2 separate regions of the Homo sapiens genome follow, and region 2 is linked to region 1. Evidence: chromatin loops called from intact Hi-C (ENCODE). Cell type or tissue: heart left ventricle. All regions are shown on one strand. Each heading gives the region's core, and the rest is flanking DNA. Links, peaks and the distances in the headings are about the cores only. Region 1 has its middle 97 kb from the start of LINC02177. Region 2 has its middle 190 kb from the start of LINC01195.

Region 1 (5,380 bases), core at 128-5,127:
CACAGTTTCCCAGTGGTTCCTTTGCACGTGAAAGTTTGAGAAGCATGGATGTAAATAGCATCTGGCCTGAAATGGGATTCCAGAAACAGCTGGAAGCACAGGGGAGGTGGAATCCAGCCCCCAGCATGATAACCCGGACAAGGACTCTGGGGAGAAGAGAGATTCATTCATTTATTCCAATGGACTATAATGACCTTCCCTGTGTGCTGGGCATTGTGCCAAGTGCTACAGAAATAGGAGGCAGGCACCTGGCCTCAAGGCCAATAAGACATGACAATAATAAAATGAAAGGCCAAGAGCTCTCACGATGAAGTTCTAGAGGTGCTTCTGAACGGGGGCCAGGTCAGCAACTCCAGCACCAGCTCCCTGAGAGCAAGGACCTCTCCCCAGCACACAACATGCCAGGCACCTGCCAGATTTCCATAAATGTTTGCTGAAAGAATGCCAAATTCGGTGGCACTGGAGGTGGACCTTCCAGGTGGGGAAAAATTACTATGGGCAGAAATGAGCCAGGACTTTGCAAATCGACAGACCCCCCAGGGCCAAACCAGGTTATGGTAAAGGCCAGGATGTGTGTGAGGGACCAAGTGCATGGTGCCATTTGGCTGGATCTAGATCTGGTCAGCACTCTTTCTCTGCACAGAGCCAGAGAGTAAACATTTCAGGCCTTGTGGGCCATGCAGTCTCTGTTGAAACAATTCGACTCTGCCCTGATACTGTGAAAGCAGACATAGACAATCAGTAAACACATGGGTGGCTGGATTCCAATCAAACTATCTACAAAAGCAGGCTGCAAACCAGATTTGGCCCGAAGGCCCCTGATCTAGAATAAGAGAGGAAAAAGCTGGAGATGAAGCCGCAAAGGTAACTTGGAGGTCGTTAGGAGATCACAGAAGGCCTTGGCTACCACGCAAGGGAGGGCAGACCTTGAATCAGCAGTGGGAAGCTCTATGTTGGACATTAAAGTGCAAGGGTCAGCTTGGAGGACTCCATCAGACAGAAATGTGTGAGATAAGATCAGGAGCTGGGGGAGGAGAAGTGGGGTCAGGGGGACCTTTAGGAGATTTGGGGTGGCTCCCAAAGTTCTAGACAACCAAGAGCCAGAGCAGCGGCACCCAAAGAGAAAAACTGGGGTGCAAGAGATGCTTTGGTGGCCAAGGTAGTGAGGGAAAAGGAGGGGTTGGTTGGAAACAGTGCATTTTCTGGTCACTGGGGTGATGAAGAGGATGCTGTAGGCAAAGACAGGGAAGCTGGCAGGATCTTGGGGAGTGAGGATCTGGATCTGGAAGCTCAGGGAAAGCATGTTGAGCCCAGCAAAATCCGAATCTGCGGCAGCATGAGGCCCCCCATCGACTCCCCATCGCCCCACCCTCCCACCCCAACACACCCAAGCGCAGAGGCATCTGGAGACAACATTTGGGAAAAGCAAGAGTAAAAGGTTAAAATGCAGGGCTGGACTGGCTGCTGTTGTTCCCAAAGATATGAATCTGAGAGACAGAGCTCACCCCAGGCTGGGGTGAATCCCTGCATTCGGGAGCCAGAAGGAGCTTCAGAGCAGCACTCCTCAAACCTCAATGTGTCGCAAACCCCCTAGAGAGGCTGTTAAGTAAGATTCTGCTGCAGCAGGCTGAACTAGAGGCCCAGACCTTGCAATTCCAACAAGAGCCCAGTGGTGCCGATGCTGCCAGCCCAGGACCACACTTTGAAAATCGAGACCATGAACTCATTCCTCTAACGTCTGTTGTCACCTAAACGAGGACAGTGAGGATCACTGTGCTACCATTTGGTTGAGTGACTAAAACACACTAGTCACTGGAGATACTGAGAAAATAGCAAAAGGAGCTAACATTTGAGCCCTTGCTATGAGCCAGACACCACCTAAGAAACCTCCATCTGTCACTCATCCATTCCTCGCAGGGGAAGGACCAGCCATGAGGCAGGCTTCACGAGTGCCCCCGTTCTCCAGACGATTTAATGGCCTCAGCACAAGGCAGCCACACTGCAGAGCTAGAACTCCATCGCTGCACTCAAAGAGGACAGCAACGGACCACCTAGGCAAGCTATGCGTCCTCCTAATCGAGGCAAGCTCTTCAACTACATTGGACTCAAGGCATCATGAACCTCCTAAGTGAAGTGGGCTGCAGGGATCACATATCTGCTAGCAGTAGGGACACCCACGGGGCCATGTGGCTAGGATGTTACCCATGGACAATTCTTTCGCTTTGCTTCTGAGACACTAAAGCACTAAGCCCTTAGACGAGACACTTCCACAGAGCCCATGTAATGCAAATAAATGCCCCCAAATAAAAGGGAAATAATCTGGTGCAGAATTTTGTAGCTGGTGCGTATTTGATGGGCATGATTTTCAGAAGTGGCTCCCAGCCCCTTTGTCAAGGTCCTGGGGTGCAGTTCCTGCCAGGTGTTGCGATACTACCACCTAGTGGCAATGTGGAGGTCTGCTGCGGAAGTCGAAGCGTCTAAACCCCCAAAACAACAGGGTAGGCTGCATTCTGTTAACACCAGTCTGGGCGGTGGCTGTTTTTAGCTGGGTCTCTCCTTCTGTGCCACTTTCATCATGGAAACTGGCTCTCTAGACCCAAAAAAAGCTGCGACGTGCTCTGCAAAAGCTGTTTGAGGGCCAATTTTAGCTGCATTTCTTGGAATTTGGGCTCCCAGGAGGAAGGAGGGATGTGCGGTTTCAGGAAGCTGTGCATCTTCTTCCTGGAGGCTGTTCTGGCCATGAGATCATGGATCCCTTTGGGTTCTGCACTGCACCCTGCAAAGGAGTATTTGGGTTTTATACATGGCAGCAACTGTGTCCTGGGAGAGTTTTCTTCATGTGGATCAAGAGCTTTCTTCATATGGATCATTTCATTGATGCTTACAAATAACCCTACAAAGACATTTAGAATGATGCCCATTTTACAGATGAGGAAATCAAGAGTTGGGAAAGTTAAGTGACTTGGCCAAGGTCATAGAGCTGGTACCTACCAGAGCCATGATTGCAACTCCAGAGTTTGTCCTCTACACCCAGAACCCAAACAAAGCATTAATCAAGAGTTCAAAGTCCCAGGTTCACCCACACTCTGCTGCCAATTCACTGTCTGACTTTGAGCAGGTCATTTAACCTCTCTGGGTCTCAGTCTCCTCGATGATAAAATGGGTGTGTTCCTCATAGATCCTGCTTCACAAGGTTATATGAGGATCCAAGAAGAAATCTGATATCCTTTGACTCAGTGGTTCTGTTTCCTGGCCTGGGGGACATCAGACTCCCAGAGTGTTCTACAGATTCCAGGAGATGGATGAGGATAGGCTCAGGATCGTGACACATGAAACTCTGCTCCATGAGCTGGGGACTGCCATTTGTTTGATTACCATTGTGCAAAGAGCTTAGTTAGCCCCTGGTAGGAAACTGAAGAGATGACCACCTACTATGTGTCAGGCCCTTATGCTGCGCATTGGATGTGCAAACGTAAGTGAGACATAGAGTTCATGGCCATGTGGCAGAGACTGACAGGTAGCCACGTGGACCCCTATACATTAAGGACTGTGACGGAATAAATATGGGGTGGAGGAGAGGGATATGGGATCACAGAAGGTCCCCGATCTAGCTTGACAGGATAGGCACCAGAGAAGCCTTCCTAGAAGATCTGACTCTAGTGGAGCCCACAAAGCTGTTAATCAGGTAAGAAAGGAAAGAAAAGAAGACTCTTGAGAGATCTGCAGGCCACGTGACATGCCAGTGCCCTGGAGGTCAACCTGACCCAAAGACAGAAGCTTTACCAGACTGCACCATCTCCAGAATCCTAGAAATCTCTCAAGTTCCTTCCCTTCCCGCTGCTTTCCAAAGCAACCAAGTCACTATTCACCTAATAACAAACAAACAACAACAACAACAAATTAGCCATTGTCCATGTCAGCCAAGGTCCAATTTCATGCCTTAAGATTTTGGACAGGTCATTGGAAGGCTATCCATCCCTGCTGCCACCATGCCAAGCCTCAAAATGCTAAATTAAATATAGGTAAAATGACAGGCTCACTTTTCCTATCTTTTACCTTGCTTGCAGATGGCTGTCACCTAGTCGGGGACCTGCAGGTACAACTGTTTAATATCTCACTGTTTCTTCACTGATACAATGTTGTCCTCCAGGAAATAGCCAGCAATGTCTGGAGACATGTTTGGTTGTCATAACCAGGGGGTGAGAGAGATGTTGCTACAGGCATCTGGTGGGTAGAGGCCAAGGACACTGCTCAACATCCCACAGTGCGCAGAACAGCCCCTACCACAAAGAACGATGTGGCCCAAGACACCACTAGTCCAGAGGTGGTAAAACCCTGTTGCATCCTGTTGAGCTGACCATGGAGGGCACTAAAGGAAGCCATTAGGCCACTGATGAGCATTCAGAGCCCTCCTGGATAGAGATGGAGGGAAAGGGGATGTGAAGTTTTCTATCTGACTTTATTTTTACCATATTGCATTATTCATCCATGTGGTTTTCAGTATTTTACCCCATCACTGACCATCAACACTGCCCCAATTCCTGGGAAAAATCAGATGGTACCTCAGCCCTTTCCTATTCTCCATTCATTCCACCCACGTGGACTGAGCACCTAATGCATGCCAGGCACACGATGGTGCTTAAGGCATAGCCTCTGCTCTCAGAAGCATTCAGTCTCCTGCAGAAGGCAAGTTTGGCCCCTTATGTGACTGGAGAAATAGGACACCAGGTGCCACGACTCCAGGGGCGCCACCTCTCACCTTGTAGTCTATGGGAATGGCGCCCCTGGAGGACGGCTTCAGAAAAGCAGGTGAAGTTGCCTCTGGGGTTGACCAATGTGGCAGCCTCTGAAATGCTAGAAAACAGGAAAAGGCAGATCAGTGGGGAGGGGGAGCTTTAGCTGTGCCTTAAAGGCAATGGAGGAGGACAAGGAACAGACAGGGAATAATATGGACAGATAGTGGAATGAACGGACATATGTCTAATACATACCAACAAGAGTGTCAGATACAAAACCACTACAATAGACGTTGCAATACCACTTTACAATATAAAGCTCACTCAAGACTTAATAATGTGCTAGGGGCCTTCACGAATTATCTTCCTTTGCCCACACATTAACCCTGGAAACAGATATTATTATCATCTGCAAATTGCAGATAAGGAAGGTGAGGCTTCATAATTACATATTTTACTCAAAGCTGCCCAATTCCAAGGTGGCAGAGCTGAAACTGGATTGTGAATGTTGATCATATGAACTTCATCATTCTTGTCACACCCAACTAAAAAAGAGTTGAAAAGTCAGGGGGGAAAATGCACTCAGGACACATAATATTGCTGCAAGAATGTTATTCTCTGCAAGTCCAGCTGCTGAGACTGCC
Region 2 (5,380 bases), core at 205-5,204, 390 kb before region 1:
CAAAGAAGGTCTCATTCACAGGTACGGAGGTTTAGGACTGGGACATATCTTTTGGAATGGACACAGTTCAACCAGTCAAACCATTTTTTTTTTTTTGGAGACGGAGTCTCACTCTGTCACCAGGCTGGAGTACAGTGGCACAACATCAGCTCACGGCAACCTGTGCCTCCCAGGTTCAAACGATTCTCCTGCCTCAGTCTCCTGAGTAGCTGGCACTGCAGGCACGCACCTCTATTTTTAGTAGAGATGGGGTTTCACCATGTTGGCCAGGATGGTCTCCAACTCTAGGCCTTGTGATCCACCTGCCTCGGCCTCCCAAAGGGCTGGGATTACAGGCTTGAGCCACCGCACCCGGCTGTCGAACCAGTTTTATCTGGTTTCTTTGTTCTTGGTGTGAACTCTGAATTGGGGGATTGACTTATCAAGACTCTTTGACCAAAAGCAATTAGAGGAATCACAGATTGCTGGTGCGCCACACTGCTGATGAGCAAGGGATCATACCTATCTCATGTACCTCTCCTGGACTGCAGACCATCTCCAGGTTTCTGCATCTAACTGAATCTTTTAACACCTCTTTGGGGCAGGTAATGGTGGCTCTGCTCTTCACCCTCTGGCAGGTCCTTAGAGAGCATCACCGTTACCCACTTATCTCACAAAGGAGTAAGCTGAGATACCCAGAGGTTAATGAACAACCAGGACCTCTTTAGAACTGCCAGTGGCTGGAGTCAGTCTGGGTTGCAATGACCTACTTACATTTTGCTGTGAGAATCACCTTTTTTTTTTTCCCACAGACTATGTGTCATGCATGGGCAGTCACTTTCTTTTACATAAAAAACAAGAAAAATAGTGTGAGGTACTTTTTTCCTGCTACCTGACATGGCTTTTAGACTGAGCAGTCCTGCTGTCATTTTTTCATATCTCCTTGCACATATTTGGAACATAGAATTATCATTATCTCTTTGCATATTGATCTTCTCTGGAAGACTGTGAGCACCCCAGAGAGAAGGTGAACTTTCCTAAAATCATCTTAGATTCCATGGTACAAGGTATACTTTGGCTACACCTTGGAATTGTATCTGAGTGGCTTGGCTTTAAAATGCATTGTAAAGAACTTTTTTTTCTGTCTCTTCTTGTCTAAGCCTTGAAATGTATTTTGAAACTCTTTCTTTGTTTTCCCACCAGGCACTCTCTTTCACAGTGCTTGCTTATCTAATGATGTGCTTGCTTAGAAATTCCAGGGGCTAATCTTAAACCAGACGGGAAGACCCAGCAGTGGAATTCTCCCCATTTAGAGATTACCTCAAAGTGATTAATCTATTATTACAACCCAAGCATTGTCAAGATGGCACCAGGCCTCACTCCAGGTGGACAATAATGCAAGATGGCCGTCGGAACAAGACACACAAGACTGCACCACACCTGCATGCTTTCCATGTAGATTTTCCCTTCTTAAATCCACTCCCTTGCCTAAAATATTGAGATGTTTTATTTGGGGCTTGAGTCCAACCATCTCCCAAGTGCTAGTGTTTGAATAAAGCTGCTTTCCTTTCACTGCACCTCACTTCTCACATTTTGGCTTTTGAGCAGTGAGCAGCTGGATTCGAACTTGGTTACAGAATCAACTGAGGAGCTTTAAAAAATACTGATGTCTGGCTTTTATCCCCAAATATTATGATTTAGTTGGCCTGGGATGTGGCTAAGAATCAGCAAATTTTAAAAGCTCCCAAATAACTTCAGTTGTTTTCCTCTCCATTTTTTATTGATATATAATAGTTGTATATATTTATGGAGTACTTGTGATATTTTGATACCTGCATGCAATGTGTTATGATCAAAATAGGGTAATTAGGAATTCCATCACTTCAAACATTTATCATTTCTTTCTGCTGGGAACATTCCAAATCTTCTAGCTATTTTGAAATATACAATAAATTATTTACTATAGTCATCCTGCTGTGCTATCAAACATCAGAACTTATGTCTTCTATCTAACTTTATTTTTGTACCCATTAACCAATTTCTCTTCATCCCTCCTGTCTTGTTTACTTCCTAGTCTTTGGTAACCATAATTCTACTCTCTACCTCCATGAGATCAACCTTTTAAGCTCCCATGTATAAGTGAGAACATATGCTATTCGTCTCTCTGGGCCTGGCTTATTTCACTCAACATAATGACCTCTGGTTTCATCCATATTGCTGCAGATGACAGGGTTGCATTCTTTCAATGGCTGAGTCGTATTCCATTCCATACATATGTTATATTTTCTTCATCCATTCATCCATTGATGGACACTTAGGTTGATTCCATACCTTGGTTACTGTGAATAGTGCTGTAATAAACATCAGAGTGTGGATATCACTTTGATATGCTGATTTCCTTCCTTTTGGATATTGACCCAGCAATGGGATTCCTGGATCAAATCATATATCTATTTCTAGTTTTTTGAGGAACCTCCACACTATTTTCCATAGCAGTTGCACTAATTTACATTCCTACCAACAGTGTACTGCGTTCCCCAGGTAACTTTGACATTCACTCAGCCAAGGTTGAGAACCACTGCCCTAGCATCTAGCATCCAGGGTTTGTAGTAGTGGTGACAGCAGCCGCTAACATTTATTGATCTTTTATAATGTGGCTCAGGCACTGAGCTTTGCAATTTGTATGCATTGTTTCATTCAGTTATGCAACCATTTTAAAAGACAGCAACTATTGTTACCCTGATTTTGCACTGTAGGAAAATAAAATCTAAAGAGGTTGAGTAATTTACTCAAAGTTACCTAGCTAGGAAATGACAGAGACTGGCTGTCAGCTTCCTTGAAATCGGGACACTTTTCCCAACACCATTATGCAATGTTGCATTCACCATGCTCTCTGCCTCCCTCTATTGGTGTATAGCAGATGTTCCATAAGCCGTTATTGAATAAATAAATGGAACTGTCAAAATCTATCCTTGACACTTCACGTAGGTCACTCGAGTTCCCTTAGGCGTCTCCTTAGCTACCATAATAAGCTGAACACCACTCCCTCTTGTCCCATCTCACACTTCCTGCCCAGGGCTGTTCAGATATGGCTGGGAATCCTCAGGGCTGATGACCCATGAACAAGTGTACTCCCAGCCAGGGATCCCCACCTGGGTGGTGCTCCCAGAACACCACCACAGTCCTTGCTTGCCCAGTGGTCTGTAGGGAAGTGAGACCCGATCGGGGCACCAGAGGAGAGAATGCCTTGAGCCCATTTATGTGACGTTGTTAATGAAGTACTACCCAAACTTTAATATGAACACAGATTACCTGGGGGTTTTGCTTGATTGGATATTCTGATTCATCAGGCCTGGGGTAGCACCTGAGGTTCTGCACCACTAGCTGAGGCCAATGCTGCTTGCCTGCAGACCCCACTTTTAGAAGCAAGATGTTGGAGGGGTGTCAAGGCAGTAGAGCTTGTCAGCTTATCTGAGCATTTCAATTCTTTCTACTCAGAGACCTCCTTTCTACCTATGATTAAGGCATCTGTGGACCTTGCCGTATCACTCCAGCAGACATGAAGAGGCAGGACTGAATTCCACCTTCATCTCAGCCTTGATTGTTGCTGCACACATATGTAAAACAAAATATAAACTCACCCCCAAATACCACTTATTATTAACCTCTGTCTGCAAGGTCTAGCACTGCAGCTGATACATGATAAGTGTTCAGGAAATATGCAATGAATTCAATTCAATTAAAAATCACCTGTGAGTTTTTACTGCATTTGACATCAGCTCAAGACAAGAATTGCCTTGGGTAACTCTCAAATAAAATAGTATTCCTGAGTTCACTGAAAGGTGGGCAATTCTATGAACTCTGAGAAACTTGTTTGTTCTAATGTCACTGAAATATAGGGATTTTGATGGATTGTTGATTAGGCACAAAAAAATAGCATGAATTATTTTTGGTATTGTTAGTGATTATATGTGCTTCTATGCCATATAAGTTAATTGTATATTCTATGTATTAGTTAAGCACCTAATTAATCTTATAAATATTTATTGAATAATTAACATGCACTGGGTAATACTTCAGTGCTATAGATACAGTGATAACAAGACAGCTAAGTTCTCTGTCTTCATGGAGCTTACATTTTAGTAGAATACAGATAATATGAGGAAAATATATGAATAAAGAAGATGCTTTTAGAAGGCTATAAGGATATGAAGATAATAAAGCAAGGATATTGATGGAAGTTTTCTTTAGTTATCAGAGTAGGTAAAGTTTTACCTGGGGAGGTAAAATTTGAGCCAAGATCAGAATAAAAAGAAGGGACCAGCCATGAGGAATACCCTAAAAAGAAGAAATGATTAATAAAATTAAACGTTAGAAGCCATAAGAAGGGAGTGTGCTCAGTGAGTTATGGAATAGAAAGAAAGCCAGTGTGGTTACAGCGTGGGTAGAGAGGAATGTATGGCTTTGTAGATCATGCTGAGAAATTTGGGCTTATATTGTGTGTAATGCGCACCTGTTAAAAGATGCTAAGCATGGGGTAGCATGATCTGAGTTGTATTTTTAGAAATTATTCTGTGGTCCCAGCTACTCGGGAGGCTGAGGCAGGAGAATGGCATGAACCTGGGAGGCGGAGCTTGAAGTGAGCCGAGATCGTACCACCGCACTCCAGCTGGGAGACAGCGAGACTCTGTCTCAAAAAAGAAAGAAAGAAAGAAAGAAATTATTCTCTCTGCTGTGTCAAGAATGGATTATTGAGCAACAAGAATAGAAGCAAGGAGACCAATTAGGAGGCTCTTAAGGTCATCCAGGCGAGAGATGATGGAAGGTTAGCCTAGGATGACACCAACATTTATGGAGAAAAGTGCACAGATGTAATGGTTTAGGGAAAGGAACCAAGCCCCCTTTAGAAATTGGATGAAGGGCATACAGGTTTGAATGATATAAAGATATTAAGAATGGATTTGGGAGAATTTAATAAAAGCAACTGAGTGGATGGAGGTGCCATTCTGACCTGGAGAGGACAAAACTGAGTTGGGGTTGTTTCGGAGCACGGTAGATTTGAGATGCCTTCTACACACCCTACTGGTGATGTTGATTAGGCAGGCAGAGTTATGATTCTGGCGGTCAGGGGACTGGTGAGTGCAGGGGACATAGATTTGGATGCCTTCAGTGAGTAGATGATATTTGAAACCACACATATAAATAGGACCACCTTGGAACAATGTTCAGAGATAAGAAAGCCCAGGACTGTGCCCTGGGTACATCCACCTCAGAGAGGCCAAGGAGAGAGGGCAGAGGTGGCAAAGAGGAAGCCAGAGAGTTGGAGGAGAACAGTCAAAAAATTCAGCATCTCAGAACCAAGAGAAGTGTGCTGAAAAGCAGGGAGGGATTAATCAGAGAT

What was found. A loop is a pair of places that touch in the nucleus more often than their neighbours do. Peaks named below come from ENCODE experiments on the same cell type or tissue, not always from the same donor. Only the 100,000 strongest peaks of a DNase experiment are listed, where the experiment ranks them.
Region 2: it touches region 1 in a loop (8-fold over the local background); 2 of 110 quality-filtered maps call a loop at or near these places.

What each region holds. Positions count from the first base shown.
Region 1 is chr16:9,255,701-9,261,080 of GRCh38, reverse strand. No RefSeq gene overlaps it. Among named protein-coding and RNA genes, the nearest start is that of LINC02177, 97 kb to the left of the region's middle. RefSeq lists an enhancer at 2,295-2,589. In heart left ventricle, for the core only: CTCF peaks have their summits at 2,243, 2,443 (motif pointing left) and 4,791; a DNase peak (open chromatin) is centred at 2,441; H3K27me3 peaks cover 841 bases.
Region 2 is chr16:9,645,791-9,651,170 of GRCh38, reverse strand. No RefSeq gene overlaps it. Among named protein-coding and RNA genes, the nearest start is that of LINC01195, 190 kb to the right of the region's middle. In heart left ventricle, for the core only: a CTCF peak has its summit at 2,883 (motif pointing left); no DNase peak of the experiment used is centred there.